2 separate regions of the Homo sapiens genome follow, and region 2 is linked to region 1. Evidence: read pairs that join two places in POLR2A ChIA-PET (ENCODE). Cell type or tissue: K562. All regions are shown on one strand.

Region 1 (2,500 bases):
GAAAGCCTGGGGTCCCAGAAGGGCTATGAGGAGGGTAGACCAGATGCCCAAGAGGAGAGAGGCCCATCCTAGTGCTTTTCAGGATGCCACTGGCCTACCCCAGGTATAAAGAGGGGGAGCAGGGACTGCCCTTGGTGCAGCAGCAGCCATCACTTGGGGACCTTGTGGAGAGAAGAGGGCCCTCTTGGTGGCTGTGGGCAACTCATCTCTGCAGGGCTGGCTGTCTGTCCTGTGGATGCATCGTGACTTTTCCCTGCCTGTTGCATTCCCCGCCCGCTGCATTCCCAACATGCACCCACCTTCACTGGAAGTTTGCTCATCACACTTCACACATCCCTATGGGCAGGCACTTTATGGAGGAGGAAGAGAAAAGGAGATATGTCCCAGGAGGAGAATGCAGCTGAAGCCAGCCTCAGGAGTAACCCACAGAGAGAGCTTGCAGTTTTGCAGAACTCTCGGCTTGGCTCAGCTTTGTCCCGCATCCCTCTCCTCCTCTCTCCTGACTGTGGGTCTCTCCCCAGCCCCAGCTGGTCAGTTCCCACATGCTCAACACCAAAATGCTCGAGTCTTCCAATTGAAAAACGAAAACGAAACAAAAAAAACAACCACCCTCTTCCCTGCAATTTCTTCCTCTCCTGAGATGCTGCATTGAAGCGTTTGTGATGCCAGTCCTTCAGGGAAGCAGTTTTGGGTATCTGCTCTGACCCCTGTCCAGTGTGGGTCGTGCTGAACTCGTCCTCATTGTCCCTGTCTGTGTGTTATCCTGTCCCACAGAGGCCCCGACTCTGATCACCAGAGCAGGTCTTGGGCCTGCCTGGAAGAGTCTCTAGTTTCCTGCATGCCGCTCACCAAGTGTCAGGGGCAGTGGGATGCTGGCCACATCTGTCCCACCACTGCCTGGTGGCAGCTGCTTCTGTGCAGGCGGCTGGGGATGCCAAGTCCATGGCAACACCTGGCTTCCAGACCCTGGACCCAGCAGCCACCCCTCGTGGAGCTGCCTTTGGGCCCCAGGCCACCTTTGTTGCCCAGTGGGCTGTGCTCTCAGCCCACCCATGGCCCTGAGTGGGCCCTGCTGGTCACCTGCTGGCCAGGCCCTTCTAGGTGTCTCCTGCCAAGATAACAAACCAGCCCAAAGCATTGTGGCTGGTGGGCCTGTGGGGCCGGGGTGGGAGCCAGGCTTCCTGGACAGCAGGTGTCTGGTGAACAGGCTAGACCTGGCTCCTGGACATTCGCCACCCACTGAGGGCCAGTGGAGGGTCAGGAGGGTTCAGGGAGGGGTTCAGCTGGTGAGTCAGGGAAGGGTCAGTGGAGGGTCAGGAGGGATCAGGGATGAGTCAGCTGATGGGTCGGGGGGGTCAGCCAGAAGGTCAGGGATGGGTTAGCTGGTGAGTCAGGAAGGGGTCAGTGGAAGGTCAGGAGGGGTCAGGGTTGGGTCAGGGAGGAGGCATGAGGGGTCACCCAAAGGGTCAGGAGGGGTCAGCTGGTAGGTCAGGGAGGGTTAGGAGGGGTCACCAGTGACTCAGCAGTGGGTTGGTGGTGGGGCCAAGGCCCCCTGGGGCCTCGCCTGGAAGCTGCTCACTGTACCTCAGGCCGCACGCTGGGAGTCACAGCAAGTCAGCAGGCCAACCTGGTGTGGTGTGCTGAGGGACAGCTCCAAGACCGTGTGTGCCAGGGCGGGGGGTACCTCTCACCACTCACCACAGGTCCTGCGGCCTCCACCCTGACACTTCCTTTTTCCCATGAGCTCATCCAAACCACGACTTGAGTGACCACAAACCATGGACTGTGGACATTTCCCAGAGCTCCAGGCTAATACTCACCCTCTTGATACTTGCACCTGTTCAAGGGGCCTGACTTCACCCTGCAGAGAATCCCACAGAAGGTTCTCCATGCCCCAGCCCCAACCGAACACTGAGACTTCCCCCAGTCATCCCCAGCCCAGGAATGGCTCCATCCTTCTTTGGTCACTCAGTTAAGTAAAATAGACAAACGAAAGTTGCCCATGCAGGCTGCTGTAACAAAATACCACAGCCTGGGAAAGTTACAGACAACAGGGTTTAGGGCTCGCAGCTCTGGAGGCTGGAGTACAAGATCCAGAGGTAAGTCATAAGTAGAGCTTGTGGGCCTCAAAGGCAGAGGCGGTTGCGGGACCAAAATACTGAATATGCAGGAGACAGTGAGTAAACAGAAGGCCTCAGGGCACTAAACATTGATGATTGCTAAGTATATAAGCACCACTTAATATGCATGATCATTAAATATACAACAGAAAGGCACTAAGTATTCATAGTCATAAAATATACCAGAGACACTAAATATTCAGGATCACTAAATACATAGGAGGATATAAATATTAATGATCACGAAATAGGCCGGGGCGGTGGCTCACACCTGTAATCCTAGCACTTTGGGAGGCCGAGGCGGGCGGGTCACGAGGTCAGCAGATCGAGATCGTGCCATCCTGGCGAACACGGTGAAACCCCATCTCTATTAAAAATAC
Region 2 (2,500 bases), 1.1 Mb after region 1:
ACCACCAAAATAGTCCTTTGTTAGAGGCCATGGCTTTTTCTGTCCAGTGGATGAACATACAACCAAGCTAGGTCATCCAGATAGTGTTTCCCTGAAATTTTTGTTTTTAAACTTTTAAGTTTGGGGTACATATGCAGGTTTGCTACATAGGTAAACTTGTGTCATGGGCATTTGTTGTACGATTACTTCTTCACCCAGGTGTTAAGTCTAGTACCCATTCATTATTTTTCCTGATAATCTGCCTCCTCCTAGCCTCCACCCTCCAGTAGGCCCCAGTGTGTGTTGTTCCCCTCTATGTTGTGTTCAGGTATTCTCATCATTTAACTCTCACTTATAAGTGAGAACATGCAGTATTTAGTTTTCTGTTCCTGCGTTAGTTTGTTAAGGGTAATGGCCTCCAGTTCCATCCGTTTTCCTGCAACGTCCATGATCTCGTTCTTTTTTATGGCTGTGTTGTTTTCCATAGTGTATATGTACCACATTTTCTTTTTCCAGTCCACTGTTGATGGGCATTTAGGTTGATTCTATGTCTTTGCTATTGTGAATAGTGCTGCAATGAACATACACATGCATATGTCTTTTTTTTTTTTTTTTTTGAGACCAAATCTCGCTTACCTAGGCTAGAGTACAGTGGTGTAATCTTGGCTCACTGCAGCCTCCCTCTTCCAGGTTCAAGCAATTTTCATGCCTCAGCCTCCCAAGTAGCTGGAACTACAGGTATGCGCCACCAGGCCCAACTAATTTTTGTATTTTTAGTAGAGACGCGGTTTTGCCATGTTGCCCAGGATGGTCTTGAACTCCTGGGCTGAAGTGATCTGCCTGCCTCGGCCTCCCAAAGTACTGAGATTACAGGTGTGAGGCACTGTGCCCGGCTGCATGTGACTTTATGATAGGATGATTTATATTCCTTTGGGTATATACCCAGTAATGGAATTGCTGGGTCAGAGCCAGAAATGTTGGAGCTGATTTATCTTGTCATTGGCACCTGGAAGAAATAACCACTGGTTCTCACTGCTTAGATCCTACAGCTGTCCTGGTACTTCTGCCTTTCCTTTGTTTTCATGAGCTATCTGATAAGCTTCCAGTAAAGTCTTTAAGTTATAATTGGTTTCTATCCTTGCAACAATAGGACCCCAGCAGACACTCATGAATTCAGTGACTAGAGACACTTTATGTAACCTTGGCCATTAAAGTAAAATTCACATGGAGTCCTGAAAGTTCAAGATGGTGGTAAGAGAGTTTGTGCATGAATTATTTGTGAAAGTACTTTGCAAAATGTCAGTGCTATATGGTATTGTCTCTAGTCTTCTCTTTGCTCCTCACCCTCACCCCACCCTTTATACCAAAATGGTACAGACATACAAGTTTAAGGACAATTATTTCACCACTGTACCAGTGAATGGAAACTATGTGCTGTGCTGAAATGTCTGGTTTACAGGGATAGGTTTCTTTCTGACCTCTTCCCTCTAGAAAGCTAGAGATGTGAGATAAGGCTTATAGTTCCCGTCATCAGAGTGGAGACCCACCCACGGTTATCTCATGCCTCACCAGAGGGTGAAGCAGTTGGTGTAATAAACCCTGACCCTCTTCCTCTCTTTAGATGCTCCTACCCCTGACCCCTCCCATTTTGTAACTTACTTGAGAAGTGCTTCTGCTCTGATCTGAGAAGCCCTGAGGTAGACAGGTGTAGGCTTTGGGGCAAACCGTCTCTTCTGCTCTCTGTTCCTTTGGGTCTTCTGCCTCCCATCTGGTGGATGTGACCTGTTCGTGCAGTGGAGTGAAAAGATCTGTGTCTCAGGTTCAGGCTTCCAGTGGGAAAAAAACCACAGCAAGCCTTTGCGCATATTTTGGCTTGAGGTTATTCAGACTGAACTTGAGTTCTTTGCTAGGAGTTGGGGCCAAAGCTCCAGCCAATGATAAAGTGCCTTGCTGTGTCTCTTGGGTATATATTTCTCTTGGGAGAAAGTCATGAACAAGGATAGAATTTGGGTATTCCTAGCTTCTTAGTGAAATATCATCATAATATCACATCTTTCAGGTCAGTCAGCATACATTAATTCGGCCATGTCTATTGTTTACAACTGTCCATTCTGACTGATTAATGTCCATGCCCTACTGTTGTCCTTTTGGCATTTTGAATATTATATCTTATTTTGTTAATATACTCAACACCTCCTTCCTAAATGCTTTTTTTTTTTGGAGATGGAGTTTCACTCTTGTCACCCAGGCTGGAGTACAACAGTATGATCTCGGCTCACTGCAACCTCCATCTCCTGGGTTCAAGTGATTCTTATGCCTCAGCCTCTCAAGTAGCTGGGATTACAGGCATGCACCACCACAACCAGCTAATTTTTGTGTTATTAGTAGAGACAGGGTTTCACCATGTTGGCCAGGCTGGTCTCTAACTCCTGACCTCAGGTGATACACCCGCCTCAGCCCCCACAAGTGCTGGGATTACAGGTGTGAGCCACCACGCCCGGCCCTAAATGCAATTTTTTTT

What was found. ChIA-PET counts read pairs that join two places held together with the same protein. Peaks named below come from ENCODE experiments on the same cell type or tissue, not always from the same donor. Only the 100,000 strongest peaks of a DNase experiment are listed, where the experiment ranks them.
Region 2: POLR2A ChIA-PET joins it to region 1 with 5 read pairs; 1 of 35 experiments calls an interaction of 5 or more read pairs at or near these places.

The regions. Positions count from the first base shown.
Region 1 is chr1:228,451,554-228,454,053 of GRCh38, reverse strand. No RefSeq gene overlaps it. Among named protein-coding and RNA genes, the nearest start is that of H2AC25, 5.1 kb to the left of the region's middle. RefSeq lists an enhancer at 1,314-2,078. In K562, no CTCF peak of the experiment used is centred here; a DNase peak (open chromatin) is centred at 1,363.
Region 2 is chr1:227,334,780-227,337,279 of GRCh38, reverse strand. No RefSeq gene overlaps it. Among named protein-coding and RNA genes, the nearest start is that of CDC42BPA, 18 kb to the right of the region's middle. In K562, a CTCF peak has its summit at 1,922; a DNase peak (open chromatin) is centred at 1,549.